Regions from separate parts of the Homo sapiens genome. Here region 2 is linked to region 1. Evidence: chromatin loops called from intact Hi-C (ENCODE). Cell type or tissue: mammary epithelial cell. All regions are shown on one strand. Links, peaks and the distances in the headings refer to the core of each region. The heading gives the core; the rest is flanking DNA.

What was found. Peaks named below come from ENCODE experiments on the same cell type or tissue, not always from the same donor. Only the 100,000 strongest peaks of a DNase experiment are listed, where the experiment ranks them.
Region 2: a loop joins it to region 1, with 11 times the contacts of the local background. A loop is called at or near these places in 3 of 110 quality-filtered maps.

Annotation. Positions count from the first base shown.
Region 1 is chr3:159,263,869-159,272,215 of GRCh38, reverse strand. All of the region lies in intron 4 of IQCJ-SCHIP1 (IQCJ-SCHIP1 readthrough), which reads right to left. It also overlaps a transcript of IQCJ not described here. Among named protein-coding and RNA genes, the nearest start is that of SCHIP1, 5.2 kb to the left of the region's middle. In mammary epithelial cell, for the core only: CTCF peaks have their summits at 5,223 (motif pointing left) and 8,284 (motif pointing left); no DNase peak of the experiment used is centred there.
Region 2 is chr3:159,500,785-159,509,131 of GRCh38, reverse strand. All of the region lies in intron 4 of IQCJ-SCHIP1 (IQCJ-SCHIP1 readthrough), which reads right to left. All of the region lies in intron 1 of SCHIP1 (schwannomin interacting protein 1), which reads right to left. Among named protein-coding and RNA genes, the nearest start is that of MIR3919, 220 kb to the right of the region's middle. In mammary epithelial cell, for the core only: CTCF peaks have their summits at 4,985 (motif pointing right) and 5,949; no DNase peak of the experiment used is centred there.

The DNA of each region.
Region 1 (8,347 bases), core at 348-8,347:
ACACAACCAGTGCCACTGAACAAATTCTATTAAAGCAATGGTGATTGTTCTGGCATCTCATCAGGAAAATATTGCCTCACCAGCTTCTCACCGCGTATCTAAAATATCCAAATAAAAATTGAGAATGCTAAAATATCCAAATAAAATATCCAAATAAAAATTTATTTGGATAAATTTTTATCCAAATAAATTTATGCTAAATATCCAAATAAAAATTGAGAAAAATATCCAAATAAAATTTGGAATATTTTATTCCAAAGGCTAAAATATCCAAAAAAAAATTGAGAAAAAAAATTGATCATCTAAATGTTCTGATCCACTTCAGTTTCCTAAATAAAGCAGATATTTTTGGTCAATTTCTACAGTTTAGTATTTTCTACACTTTAACAATGATGAAGATTATCTGGGGAATTTTTAAAAATTTAAAAGTCCCTGTAATCCCAGCACTTTGGGAGGCCAAGGCGGGTGGATCAAGAGGTCAGGAGTTCAAGACCAGCCTGGCCAAGATGGTGAAACCCCATCTCCACTAAAAATACAAAAATTAGCCAGGCGTGTAGTGGGCACCTGTAATCCCAGCTTCTCAGAAGGCCGAGGCAGAAGAATCACTTGAACCCAGGAGGCAGAGATTGCAGTGAGCTGAGATCGCACCACTGCACTCCAGCCTGGGCAACAGAGTGAGACTCTGTCTCAAAAAAATAAAAATAAAAATAAAAGTCCCAGGCTGCTTCTCAGATATTCTGACATGATAGATCTGTTGTGGTTCTGGAATATGCATTTTTATAAAAAGTTCCAAAAGTAATTATTATTTGGAAAACTCTAATTAATATATTACTATATAAAAAATCATATAAAAATCAAACTGACTAAAAAGTATTTGTGATTCTTAAAATGATTTTTTTTAAAAAGCCCAATTTTTGCTTCCTGAAGTATCCAGTGTTGGGCACCCCCTTCTTATTTTCTCAGGCTTCCATAAGAAAGCATTTTCCTAAAGACTCCTAGCCTCTGATTTCCATCCTTTTCTCCTCTCTACAAAGGTGGAAAGAGCTACACTGATTGGAGGATTAGGCAAAGGAACTGGGCATCTACAGCTCAGGATCACCCTTCCTCTGTCTCTGTGTGGGATCCAGCTCCCTGCACAGGATTCACACTGGCTTGCCCTGTGGGTGAGACTGGTAAGTTTCTCTCATTTCAAAGTTCAATAGTAAGATGTCAAATGTTGCCACAGTCAGAGTTACACCCTCCAATCCAGCTTTGACCGGAAATAAAGTTGAGATTTTGATCTCCCTCTGCCTAAATCTCTTATTTCTGAAAATAAGTTTCTAAATCAAGAAAGGAAAATGAGTTATTTATTGACTTTCTAAAACTCCATCTTCCAGTACTATTGTTTTGTTGATTAGATTTGTTTTTTATGTAAACCCTACGAGCCAGTTAATGCAACAAGTTTTATCTGTGAACTTAATAAAATTTTCATTTGCATAATACAGCTCTATAGATAGAGGCCTATAAAAAGGACATGTATATAAAACTTTCATTGGAAGTTTTGCTAAATGCATTGTTCAACTCATTAATTGCATTATTGAGCCACTTAGAGGAAAATTCGAGTTCTTGGAATTTTCCTTTAACAACTAGTAACTCTAAGATAATGTTTCTCAAAGTGTGTTCCATGGATCCATTAAGCCCAGTAAGATGTGACTCATTTCAGGTTTCATGCTCAAAGAAGCATAGAAAGTGTGAAAAAAATACAGCCTTCCTGCAGAATCAAAATGTGTAGAAACTTAAAAAGGCTCGAAGAAGTCGTAAAGTAAATAAATTGACTCATTTTACCTCTCTTCCAGTTAACATTTACCAACGTCCTGTAAAAGTAATATTTCAGGTACCACATTCAGAGAAATTCTGCTCTAGAAGATGTTTCAGCAGTAAGATTTTTCTTAATAGTAGCACCTAAACCTTCTATACAATTAATCAATTAATAGTTATCATTGCCTATGTTATCAACAGCTCTGTTACAAGAATTGACAACCATGACTGAGGAATTTGTAAATTCTGCAAGGGCATAGGTTGTTTTCTTTTGGTGATCATTGTATCCCCAGTGCTTGGCAAAGGCCTGGCACACAGTAGACATTCAGATAGTTGTTGAACGAGTGAATGAATGTAGACCTAATCCAGGGATGTGAATAATTATCCCCCACCCCGAAAGATGTCTCATTTACAAAAGACCCTTAGGCTAATGAGCTTTCCAGAAGAAATGTAATACAATGATACATCACTCTCCAGTTTCACTACATCTAATTTCTCCTCCGACCCTAAAGCGTCTTTTATACCCATTCAATGAGTGGAATGTTGGTTATGTTGGTTTTTTGTTTTTTTTTTTTGCAGATATAGTAGGTGCATATATTTATGGGGTACATGAGATGTTTTGATACAGGTATGCAATGTAAAATAATCACATTATTATCCGTTAAGTAATCACGGAGAATGGGGTATCCATCCAAGCATTTATCCTTGTGTTACAAACAATTCAATTATACTCTTATAGTTATTTTAAAATGTACAATTAAGTTATTACTGACTATAGTCACCCTGTTCTGCTATCAAATAGTATGCCTATTCATTCATTCTTTTTTTGTGTGTACCCATTACGTTAACTATTCTCAGTTGCCCCCCTCCAGGCTCCCACTCCCTTTCCAAGGCTCTAGGAACCATCCTTCTATTCTCTCTGCCCATTAGTTCAATTGTTTTGAATTTTTAGATTCCATAAATAGGTGAGAACATGCAATGTTTGTCTTTCTGTGCTTTGGAATGTTTATTTGTAATAATAAAACTGGATTTATTATGTAGGTGCACTCTGTGTCTAAATTAGAGATCTAACAATTTATCTCACCAAGCCATAGAATAAAAACAGAATTTATATGAGGACAAATGCCAAGAGTGGACTTAAGGTAAACTACACAGAAAACAAGTTATTTCTCAACTATCTTTATCAAAGGTGACATACTTGATGTCTAGATTTTCACATCTATACTCATAGGTCATTAAGTGTAGAGACTGCTAAGGAAGATTTATTATGTTACTATGGATGAATGAATCAGTGATCAATTAACTGTCAATTTTGCATATCGTTCTGAACTCACGCAATGTTTAATATTAGCAGTCCTTTTGAAAAAATTTTAAATCCCCAAACCAGAACAACATGTTTATTTTTAAACCTATCAAGAAAAATTACCCTCAAACCATGATGTTAAAAGGATAATTTGGGAAAAGGAATCTATATTATCAGCCAATATTTAGAGACATAAAAGGGAGAGGATGTTTGTGGTATAAAGATACTATTTTATATAAAAATAGATTTATGCATACTGTCATATATGTTTATATATTATATAATTTGTAAAACTTTGGAAAATGAAATACTCTCTCAGGCTCTGGTTTGAAAGAAGAGGAATGTATCTACTTCTAAGTAAATACTAAGAAGTCTTCTCTTTTTATATATGGTTAATATATTCTCAGAACCAAAATTTGGAACAAATAGACAAAGAATTTGTGCTATTTGGGGGTCTGAAAGGAAGGATGAAAGATAATGTTTGGGTACTAAAACATTAGAATTCATGAGACCTAAATTTATAACAGCTGAGCTTAATACTGTAACCTGTCCCTGACCTGGAAAATCTAGGTTATTAAATTATTAAGTAGCACAAAGCTTACATTCGCTATAGTTTGTTTTTTGTTTTTGTTGTTGTTGTTGTTGTTTTTGAGACGGAGTCTTGCTCTGTCACCCAGGCTGGAGTGCAGTGGCACAATCTCGGCTCACTTGCAGGCTCTGCCTCCCGGGTTCAAGCAATTCTCCTGCCTCAGCCTCCCAGGTAGCTGGGATTACAGGCGCACACCATCATGCTCAGCTAATTTTTGTATTTTTAGTAGAGACAGGGTTTCACCATGTTGGTCAGGATGGTCTCGACCTCCTGACCTCAGGTGTTCTGCCCACTTCAGCCTCCCAAAGTGCTGGGATTACAGGCATGAGCCACCACACCCGGCCCATATTCTCTATAGTTTTAAATATCTCAAAATTGTATTAGAAGGGGTCCCAGAAATCCTCTTTCAGGGCTGAGTTTTCCCCCAACCAAGTGTGACTTTGTAACAAGACTTTCTCCCTAATTAGTCACCAGAGTTTTCTTGATGTATTTAAAGCCTGGAGGTTGTAAATCTGAAAAGGGCAATAAAGCTTGAGGATAATGAAGCAGTTTGAATGTTGGTGAATACGCCGCGTTCAACAGCAAGGGTAAGACTGACTTTTAGAAGTATATTTGGAAAGGTTTGGTGGGTCATCTGGCTAGCTGTTGAATATCCAGACACTCTTGCTAAATGCCGGGACACTTAAGCAGTGCTGTTAACCTAAGCATCCCACAGCCTTCACGCCAGAAGTAACACTCAGGTGTTACTTCACACCTGAGGTAACAGTCTTCAGCTGGTCCAAATCGGTGGTTTTGACCCTGCTCAGGACTATAATTCCTCTTGACTAGGAATGAAGTAAGGTCTGCTGGTAGAAGTTGGGCAGCTGCAGGAATGGCACTTAATTCTGCTTTCCCCAGTGTCCTAAGAATCTGCCTGTTCCTTATTCATCAGGTCTTGGAAGGAAGGAGAGCGATCTATGCTTGCTTTTACTCTGAGTGTGGGGGTGGTCTCTCAGAGAAGGTCTACCCATTTAGATGCAAAAGGACTCAGTTCATCTTCAGAACTGGAAAATCAATCTTTAGTAAGAGCAACACTAAAATAAATGCTTAATTTATTACCTTCGTAATGTACAGTTCCAATATATATATTCATATTCATTCTGGGGCATGAGTTGATTCTCATGGATTCACTTGGGGAATCACAAACAAGTACTGTGCCCCTCAATCAGTGTCAAGTTAAAAATTCCATCTCTGCTCTCCACAGTTTTTCCACAGCATTTTGAATAAACTCACTGAACGTTTTCAAGAGCAGATTCAAAATCAACTAATATTTAGTGAGAGCCTTCAGAGTCCCAGGTTCTGTGCTGTAGTTTACATGCGTAGTGCCGTTTAACCTTCACAGCAATCCCAATCCATTTCTGAGGTGGGTATTATTTCCAGTTTCAGATGAGGAATGTCCTCTCAAATGATATATCTTGGACACATAGAAATAGTGGCAGAGCTGCTATTGTAAGTCACATCCTCCTACCCAGGCAGCGCCTCATTCCATGAGCCACAGTGCCCCCTATAGGCCAGATCATAATAATATGGGAACCAATGGGAGAGAGAGGCGTGACCGCAAAGCAAGGCCCAAGCAGGAGGAAACAATTCTAAGCCAAAAGAGATTGAGAATGTCTCTAAATAATCCCAAAGATTTTTCCGGACTTATTTGTAAGGTCATGCTAATAATTTCTGAAAAGGTCATCAATCTTGGAGTTTAGAAAATACCATGCTATAGTTTCTTTCCATGATAATCCTATTAGACAAGCTACAGATCTCTGGGAGCTGGAAACGAAAAGCGTTAAATATTTTATGATATGAAATTGATTAATAAAAAATACACAGGGCATTTCCTACTGTTGTCCTTTGTGCAATAACTAATATTTTTTAAGGAGAGAAGATTACTCTTTTTAAAAATCATTTTGATATCCACAAGCTCCATTCCCTAACAGTTGCTATTCAAAATTCCTATTTCTAAAACAAATTTTTCTGTTACCACATGATACATTGCAGTGTAAGGGCACTTAATATGCAAATTGCTAACATAACTTAATATTATCTTCCCTTCTGTTGCTCTTTAATTTGGCATTGAACAGCTGAGGTTTGAGGTTTTAATCAAGGAGCATTGAATGAAGCAATTTATAAAATCAAATGAGGGTTTTAAAAATATTGTTTCATTCACTGTTTGTAACTACCAAATTGTAAAGCAGTCTTAGAAATGCATGAACTGATTGCTTGACCGTGTCTAAATGCAGCCTTCTTTTCAAGTAATATAGTGGAAGAATAAAATATGGAGCTCCAACCCAATGGGTGGCCCAAGAAAAGGTAGTTATCTCTTTAAGTCTCTTTTTCATCACCTGTAAAATGGAGATAATAATAGTGTCTTTCTTTGTATGATCATTGATAGGATTAAACAAGATAATAGCAGAGTGCCTGGCACATAACAAGTGCTCAGCTTTTATTAAGATAATGAATTTGAGCACTCATACTTAAACGTTACTTTTGTTATATATTTTAAGGCAGAAATGTTCAAAGAACCACATTAACCACTAGGCCTAGCCAAAACAATCAGAGCAGAAGCATGCAAAAGCATCATTATCAGCTCCACACAGGAACTCAACCAGATTAGTGAGCTGATTTCCTGTGTAGTGCATGCCTGGGGTAGATAGTTGAGATAGGCAATAATTGCAGTTATGGGCGTGGGGCTGCAGAGCAGCTGGCAATGTCCAGAAGTTAGGTAAGGGCTTGTTGGCCTCCATTAAGGTTGTGTTAGAGGTTAGTAGAAGGAAGGAAGGGACTTGGGACAAGACAGTCAGTTGATCAGATATGAGAAGATAGAAAATTGTCTAGGCAGTAACAGCAATAGATTAAACCCAGAGAAAGAGGGCTGAGGTTCAACAACCTGGAAAAGATCAAGCAAGAGGCAGGGCATAAAGAACTCCCCAGGGACACAGCTCACTGACAACATTTGACTTGGACTGAAGGCTTTTAACACAGAAGTTCCAAATGGACTCATGGTTGTTAGAGGAAGCTCATTTCTTGATGACAGGCTTAGTCAGTGTAGGCCAGGGATCATCCTATTCCCTCCATAAACTTGAGGTCCATTCACTGGAGGGTGAGAAAACCAAGTCTTTCTATCTGGGGCTCCTTGAGAGTATGTATGAACCCAGTGGGTCTGGCAAGCTGGTCAAGGTAGAGAAGAATCACCTTCCTTCCACCAGGCAACTTGTCCCCAGGTGACTGCAACCTCCAAGAGATGTAAGGATGAATCTTCCCAACAGGGGCCCTGGCAAACTGATGATCACAGCAGATAAAACAAGCTTAGCTCACTAAACTCCAAACAACTACATATAAAGTTTTCTTTTAAACTGTGACTTGGATATTTTACCTAAGTGACAAACCAGAGACTTGGAAGCATCCCAACATCTTATATTTTCATATTTTATTTTTTACATTTAATGTCACATCACTGTCATTATCAATATTTAAGTCATTGTTATAATCAATAACTTCTATTAGAATTCTGGGCAGGGCCTGCTTGCTTTCTGACAGCTAATTCTTTTTGAAAATCTGTTCTGATTCTAATTCTTTTTTTTTTGTTTTCCCCTCTGTCATCCAGGCTGGAGTGCAGTGGCGCAATCTCGGCTCACTGCAACCTCTGCCTCCTGGGTTTCAAGCCGTTCATTCTCCTGCCTCAGTCTTCCAAGTAGCTGGGATTACAGGTGCATGCCACCACACCCAGCTAATTTTTGTATTTTTGGTAGAGACAGGGTTTCGCTATGTTAGCTAGGCTGATCTCAAACTCCTGACCTCAAGCGATCTGCCCACCTCAGCCTCCCAAAGTGCTGGGATTACAGGCATTGATTCTCACTTTTTATAGGCAATCATGGGTGAGCCAGACTGCCATTCACTGAATACAGTCATCCTCAGCACATGAGCACAGAGCTAAAGGATGATGATATGGTGGGGCTACAGGATGCACCCCCAATTCAGTCTGATATACCTTATGGGAGAACAAATTTCTGGGAACATTTGAGGGAGGAAATATCTTCTACTAAAAACCAACAAGGAATCAGGAGGCTAAGCTAAATTAAATAAAGTAGAACTGTTAGTGAAGCTGTGCAGAGATATAAATGAAGTTGATGACTCATGAACAGGGAAGAACATGCATTTATGCACAAAACACTTATGCTAGAATCGAAGCAGTACAGCCGTACAAATATAAAACAAACATATATTCTCATAGGAGTCCAATAAAACCGAAAGGTTAAGCACCCTAAAGCAACACTAAAACTTTTAGATATCACTGGATTCAGCAGCAATTGAGAATTGTCGTGAATTGGGGCTGTGAGAAGGTACAAAAAAAGTAAATCCAAACATTTAACTCACAAAGTGATTTCTAATATTGAGTTTCCATCATTCAAATAAAATCCAAAAGTCATCTAATTTGCACTTTCTATTGGCATTTACAGCAAAGACATCTTAAACATTCAATTCTCACTTTAGTTTTTACCTCACAAATCATGAGTTAGACACAAACGAGAAGCCCTGGCATTTTCCAGTGTAGTTCACGAGTGCCCTCTAGTGATAGTGAGGTCAGTTAGGATAAGCCATTCCCCTAAATAATTGTTTTAAAAAGT
Region 2 (8,347 bases), core at 242-8,241, 240 kb before region 1:
CAAGTCCTTAGAGACCTACAAAGAGACTTAGACTCCCACACAATAATAATGGGAGACTTTAACACCCCACTGTCAACATTAGACAGATCAACAAGACAGAAAGTTAACAAGGATATCCAGGAATTGAACTCAGCTCTGCACCAAGTGGACCTAACAGACATCTACAGAACTCTCCACCCCAAATCAACAGAATATACATTCTTCTTAGCACCACACTGCACTTATTCCAAAATCGACCACATAGTTGGAAGTAAAGCACTCCTCAGCAAATGTAAAAGAACAGAAATTATAACAAACTGTCTCTCAGACCACAGTGCAATCAAACTAGAACTCAGGATTAAGAAACTCACTCAAAACCGCTCAACTACATGGAAACTGAACAATCTTCTCCTGAATGACTACTGGGTACATAACAAAATGAAGGCAGAAATAAAGATGTTCTTTGAAACCAACAAAAACAAAGACACAACATACCAGAATCTCTGGAACATATTTAGAGCAGTGTGTAGCGGGAAATTTACAGCACTAAGTGCCCACAAGAGAAAGCAAGAAAGATCTAAAATTGACACCCTAACATCACAATTAAAAGAACTAGAGAAGCAAGAGCAAACACATTCAAAAGCTAGCAGAAGGCAAGAAATAACTAAGATCAGAGCAGAACTGAAGGAAATAGAGACACCAAAAAACCCTTCAAAAAATCAATGAATCCAGGAGCTGGTTTTTTGAAAAGATCAACAAAATTTATAGACCACTAGCAAGACAAATAAAGAAGAAAAGAGAGAAGAATCAAATAGACACAATAAAAAATGACAAAGGGGATATCACCACTGATCCCACAGAAATACAAACTACTGTCAGAGAATACTATAAACATCTCTACGCAAATAAACTAGAAAATCTAGAGGAAATGGATAAATTCCTCGACACATACACCCTCCCAAGACTAAACCAAGAAGAAGTTGAATCTCTGATTAGACCAATAACAGGCTCCGAAATTGAGGCAATAATTAATAGCTTACCGACCAAAAAAGTCCAGGACCAGACGGATTCACAGCCGAATTCTACCAGAGGTACAAGGAGGAGCTGGTACCATTCCTTCTGAAATTATTCCAATCAATAGAAAAAGAGGGAGTCCTCCCTAACTCATTTTATGAGGCCAGCATCATCCTGATACCAAAGCCTGGCAGAGACACAACAAAAAAAGAGAATTTTAGACCAATATCCCTGATGAATATCGATGCAAAAATCCTCAATAAAATACTGGCAAACCGAATCCAGCAGGACATCAAAAAGCTTATCCACTATGATCAAGTGGGCTTCATCCCTGGGATGCAAGGCTGGTTCAACATACCAAAATCAATAAACGTAATCCAGCATATAAACAGAACCAATGACAAAAACCACATGATTATCTCAATAGATGCAGAAAAGGCCTTTGACAAAATTCAACAACCCTTCATGCTAAAAACTCTCAATAAGTTAGGTATTGATGGGATGTATCTCAAAATAATAAGAGCTACTTATGACAAACCCACAGCCAATATCATACTGAAAGGGCAAAAACTGGAAGCATTCCCTTTGAAAACTGGCACAAGACAGGGATGCCCTCTCTCACCACTCCTATTCAACCTAGTGCTGGAAGTTCTGGCCAGGGCAATCAGGCAGGAGAAGGAAATAAAGGACATTCAATTAGGAAAAGAGGAAGTCAAATTGTCCCTGTTTGCAGATGACATGATTGTATATTTAGAAAACCCCATCGACTCAGCGCAAAATCTCCTTAAGAGATAAGCAACTTCAGCAAAGTCTCAGGATACAAAATCAATGTGCAAAAATCACAAGCATTCTTATACACCAATAACAGACAAACAGAATGCCAAATCATGAGTGAACTCCCATTCACAATTGCTTCAAAGAGAATAAAATACCTAGGAATTCAACTTACAAGGGATGTGAAGGACCTCTTCAAGGAAAACTACAAACTACTGCTCAACGAAATAAAAGAGGATACAAACAAATGGAAGAACATTCCATGCTCATGGGTAGGAAGAATCAATATCGTGAAAATGGCCACACTGCCCAAGGTAATTTATAGATTCAATGCCATCCTCATCAAGCTACCAATGACTTTGTTCACAGAATTGGAAAAAAACTATTTTAAAGTTCATATGGAACCAAAGAAGAGCCCGCATTGCCAGGAGAATGCTAAGCCAAAAAACAAAGCTGGGGGCATCACGCTACCTGACTTCAAACTATGTTACAAGGCTACAGTAACAAAAACAGCATGGTACTGGTACCAAAATAGAGGTATAGACCAATGGAACAGAACAGAACCCTCAGAAATAATACCACACGTCTACAACTATCTGGTCTTTGACAAACCTGAGAAAAACAAGAAATGGGGAGAGGATTCCCTATTCAACAAATGGTGCTGGGAAAACTGGCTAGCCATATGTAGAAAGCTGAAACTGGATCCCTTCCTTATACCTTATACAAAAATTAATTCAAGAAGGATTAAAGACTTAAATGTTAGACCTAAAACCATAAAAACCTTAGGAGAAAACCTAGGCAATACCATTTAGGACATAGGCATGGGCAAGGACTTCCTGTCTAAAACACCAAAAGCAATGGCAACAAAAGCCAAAATTGACAAATGGGATCTAATTAAACTAAAGAGCTTCTGCACAGCAAAAGAAACTACCATCAGAGTGAACAGGCAACCTACAGAATGGGAGAAAACTTTTGCAATCTACTCATCTGACAAAGGGCTAATATTCAGAATCTACAAAGAACTCAAACAAATTTACAAGAAATAAAACAATCCCATCCAAAAGTGGGCAAAGGATATGAACAGACACTTCTCAAATAAGACATTTATGCAGCCAAAAGACACATGAAAAAATGCTCATCATCACTGGCCATCAGAGAAATGCAAATCAAAACCACAATGAGATACCATCTCACACCAGTTAGAATGGCAATCACTAAAAAGTCAGGGAACAACAGGTGCTGGAGAGGATGTGGAGAAATAGGAACACTTTTACACTGTTGGTGGGATTGTACACTAGTTCAACCATTGTAGAAGTCAGTGTGGCGATTCCTCAGGGATCTAGAACTAGAAATACCATTTGACCCAGCCATCCCATTACTGGGTATATACCCAAAGGATTATAAATCATACTGCTATAAAGACATGCACACGTATGTTTATTGCGGCACTATTCACAATAGCAAAGACTTGGAACCAACCCAAATGCCCAACAATGATAGACTGGATTAAGAAAATGTGACACATATACACCATGGACTACTATGCAGCCATAAAAAATGGTGATTTCATTTCCTTTGTAGGGACATGGATGAAGCTGGAAACCATCATTCTCAGCAAACTATCGCAAGGACTAAAAACCAAACACCTCATGTTCTCACTCATAGGTGGGAATCGAACAATGAGAACACTTGGACACAGGAAGGGGAACATCACACACCAGGGCCTGTTGTAGGGTGGGTGGGGCCAGGGGGATAGCATTAGGAGATGTACCTAATGTAGATGATGAGTTAATGGGTGCAGCACACCAACATGGCACATGTATACATATGTAACAAACCTGCACGTTGTGCACGTGTACCCTAGAACTTAAAGTATAATAAAAAAATATAAAAACATAAATTATAATGGCTCAACAATAAGTTTTGATTTCAGATATCACATGTCCCCCAACCTTGTTCTCCTTCGTAATTGTTTTGGCTAGTATGCTTCCTTTTCCTTTCTGTATAAATTTTCAGATTATCTTTCCAAATTATTTGGAAAATCATGTTGAGATTTCCATTGGATTGCATTGAATTCATAGATTAATTTTGGTAGATAGATAAAATGTTTAAGCAGGCTGACGTACATTGACTTATTCAATAATTTTGAGTGTTCACTTTGTGCCAGGCCCTGTGCTGAAGTTACACAGGAAACTTTATGACCAGGCTTGGTTTATCATGCCCTCCCACTCTACATCTCATCTGGCTGTCTGAACCCCAGCCATCAGGAACCTCTTTCCTATGAGCAAACGCACCTTGCTCTCTTCTGTCTTCCTGGTCTTTGCAGATGCTATTCCCTCCACCTGGAGAACTCTTTGCTCTCTCCTCATCTTGTTAACTCCTACTGGCCTTTGAATCTTCCTTCTTTGAGAAGGTTTCTTTGTCCCTTAAGTTATGTGTTATGCCATGGGCATCCCTGGCATCCTCCATTCCTCCCCTGGAGTAAGCTGCCTAACACGGTATGGAAATTTCCCATGTCCCCTGTGGACTGTCAGCTCAGTGAAAACGGGGGTTATTATATGTTGTTCACAGAGTTTTCTCCAGCACTAATGGGTTCCTTGTATCTGGCACATGATTGGTACTCAGTAAAAAAAATTGTTGAAAATATGAATATTGATTCTCTACATAAAGCTAGTCCTTGTGACAGGCAGTTTGCGAGGAGGGGTACAAAAAATTAAGCCCTCAGGAAAGGAGCTTAGAGTCTAATGGGCTAATCAGACTTGTATGTATAAATTATAATACAAAGCTAAATATAAGAATTTTTGGATTGAAGATAACCATAAGCAATGCTGGTGTGTTAAACTGCCTTCCCAGACTTATTGGAATTAGTTTCCTGTTGAATGTATGAAGATTTACTATCATTTCTGGTGTTTTAAGTCATTTTAAATGTAAATATACTTTAAAATTCCACTGATATTTTCAGCAACCACCATGATCTGTTAAAATTACAAAAACCTCTAATTCTATGGCAGGTTGAAATTGGTTCTGGCTTCATATGCAAGATATTCTGGGAGAAGAATTTTGACAAAATAATTTCTGGTTAGCTCCTTACATCATTTCTTCACGACACTTATAATCTCCAGTACTGAACTTAATGTTTCCTATAACAGGATTTTAAAAGAAGAGAAGTGATAATTTCATCTTTTCACTGCCTGTGTTTGGGCTCCTATCATCTTTCCTCCAGATGGTGCTCTGTCCTCTCTCCTCTGTTAATGGTCCTCCACAACCTGAGAGATAGAGTTCCAAAAAACAGATCTGAATAGTCATTTTTATACTTAACAGCCTCTGGCCAAAGGATCAAGTCTAAACTTCTGGTGCAGCATAGAAGGCACTTTACTTCTTGCACAAACTTAATTTCCTTTCCTCATCTCCCATTCTGTATCATAATTACTCACTTTCACAGTTCTCTATCTAGACTCTGAGTTCCTTAAATGTAGGAGCCTGTTATTCCCCCTTTTATCTATGATTCCTGGCACCTAAGGGTTACTCAGTAAATGTTAGGTTAATTACCTTTATGTGACTCTGGAGGTTTCTCTAAATTCTGAATGATTGTTGGCAACATCAAATTGAGAATGTCATGTTTCTTAATTGAATGTTGAAAAGGTATAATTGGTGTCATTTGGTCAAAGGAAGTTCATTTGGTAGAATTCTCAGTTATCCTTTTTACCTGAGAGCCATGTCATTAACAGCCACTCATGTGGCTAAACACTCTGAATAGCATATGAAAGGTGTGGCCTGTGGCTAAGCCAGAAGAACTGAGTCCAGGAGACCAAGGAGATCCCCTCATGGCTTTTACTGTCAGGTTCCTAGGATAATGATAGCCATCCCTGACATTTTGTCATATTGCCAGAGGGATATGTACATGTATTGAAAAAAATAGTATGTATAAATATGAAAGCAATATTTCCTTCCACTGCTTGAAGTCTGTATTATTATTTACCATGTGTAGTAAGAGTGATGAAAGGAAAACACAGACTATTTCATGTAAGCAAACTGGGAAGAGGGCAAGGTTTAATATTGTCGCATTTATCTTGGACTTGGTCAAAGAAAAGGAAAAGAACAAATAGTTTATGAGCTGTCAAAAAAGACATGTCACCATGCCTCCCAAATGAAGTGAGGCACCTTCAAATAGTACTAAGCTAGGGGGAGCCACCTGTAAGGGATACTATTTACCTGTCTTCAGATCTTGATTAATGTCAGTGAGACACACTTTACCTCTACCATTTCTCCCTGTCTCCATGGAACAAATGTTAAAGTCTGCTCCTCAGAAAAGGAAAGTATGGGAACACTTCCAGTGTCTCCTGGGGAGAGAAGGCATCACTTATCTGATTGGCGGGTCTGGAGAAAGAACTGAACATGTTCAATCTACCGCCTTTTAGCGTCTTTATATTTTAATAGGCATTTGCTTGTGTTTTCTGCCCTTCCTTGCTTAATCCTGCAGGGGCCAGTTGGCCCCTGTGTGGGAACCTGTGATTGTTCAAATACGCCTGCACTTGGCCAAGCAAATCTGTCTAATTAAGAGGTAGACGTTAGAAAGGCCATTGTGGCTGCACATTTCAGGCTTGTGTACCTACCCAAACCTTGTCAGAAATGAAGCTGATTAGGTGGGAACTGAACAATGAGAACACATGGACACAGGAAGGGGAACATCACACTCTGGGGACTGTTGTGGGGTGGGGGGAGTGGGGAGGGATAGCATTAGGAGATATACCTAATGCTAAATGGTGAGTTAATGGGTGCAGCACACCAACATGGCACATGTATACATATGTAACAAGCCTGCACGTTGTGCACATGTACCCTAAAACTTACTTAAAGAAGTATAATAATAATAAAATTTTTAAAAAAAGAAATGAAGCTGATTTTGGTCACTATATGTGGGTCTGCCCTGTAGGACTCGATTGGATTTGGAAGCAAAATAAAAGGTTGTCCTTCTCTGCATTCCCAAAACCACAATCACCCATTAGCCCATCTATGTAAACAATGTGCCAGACACCCATTCAGTGGCCTCTCTCAGGTCCCCAACACATGCACATAACGCACACAATACATTACGATCAAACTAAAGCCTGTATCTCTTTTGTTTTCCCTCCCTCCTCAGAAGTAATCAGTATGACGAGGTTAGTATGTCTTTGTCCCAAGTGAGCTTGAGACCAGGTTTATAGTTGGTTAGAAGATTTCTTTTCCCTTTTATAATTACATGTTAACACCTTTATTAAATTTGTTTCTTAAATTCATATTCATTGACTTTCTACAAACTGAAATTTCTCTATATCGAGTTTGCCAGTGGAACTAACTAGTGGAAGATTCATTGACCTGACTTGGAGTTAATGATGACTGCTGAAGTTTGAGAAATCATAGGATTAATGATCAGAAGATCTGAGTCAAAAGTTGCTGTATGACTATGAACAGGTCAGATTCTCATTCAGTTTCCTCATCTGTAAAATGGGAACTCATGTATCCAAATGCAACATTTGGTTTGTATGAGAACCAAATAATCATGTATATGAAAATACTTTAAATAACATAAAGTACTAGTCATTAGTGATGCCACTAGTTTTTCAAATAAATTAATATATCTAGGAAAAATAGTAGGTACTATACTATTCATTATAGGTGACTATTAAGTTTTAGAAATGCTATGTATGAAATTGAGTAATCATAATTTGAGAAAAAAGTATTACTCTGCTATAACACATGGTTTACTAGCAGAATATTCCAAGACCTGGTGAGTAGTATATGGGATTTATATATACCATGAGAATACCATGTGAGTTATTAACACATAAATGGAAGGCCATAGTTTTGTGCCATATTTTTAATTCCTGACACTGTTTATCTGGTTATCCTGGTCAAGTGGTAATTAGGCAAGTCTCCATCATGTTCTTTATCAGCAATAAAATGTAAATTTGCTTTTGGGGAAAATTAAAAGGTTTGGAGATGGCAGGAGTTGTAAAGGAATTAAATCTGTCACTAAATTAGTGAAGCTACAGAATTCCTTTTGTTTCCAAACTTTAGAATTAGGCAACTGTTTACCATCCTTTTTAATAGATGAGGAAATAAATGTCCTCAACTGGGGACCAATAAGCTGCGAGCAGTCACAGCAATAGATAAGAACACAGCCAGAATTAGATGTCATATTTCATGAGTTTCTGGTTTAAAAACCAAATAAACAACTCAGCTTCTTTCCCAGCTCAAGTGTAAAATATCACTTTGTCCTAGCCCTAGTTGGCTGAAATTTTCCAGAAAAGCATTGAGTAACTTCCAAAACTTTTTATTATAATAACCATTTGTGTATATGTCTACACACAAGTGTACAGTATAGCATCACTATTGTGTTGATTAAAGCAATTTATTAAAAAGAATTAAGGCCTAATTTGTGAGTAGGAACCAGAGTAAACTCCATAAGTAGAGTAGCTTTTAATTGGAAAATAGACAATTCAATATATAAGTATAACATAGAATTATGAAAAATATGGTTGGGGAAAGTTCCAGAATAACAGTTTGGTTCTTAGGCAAATATCCTAATACTAAAAGGGTA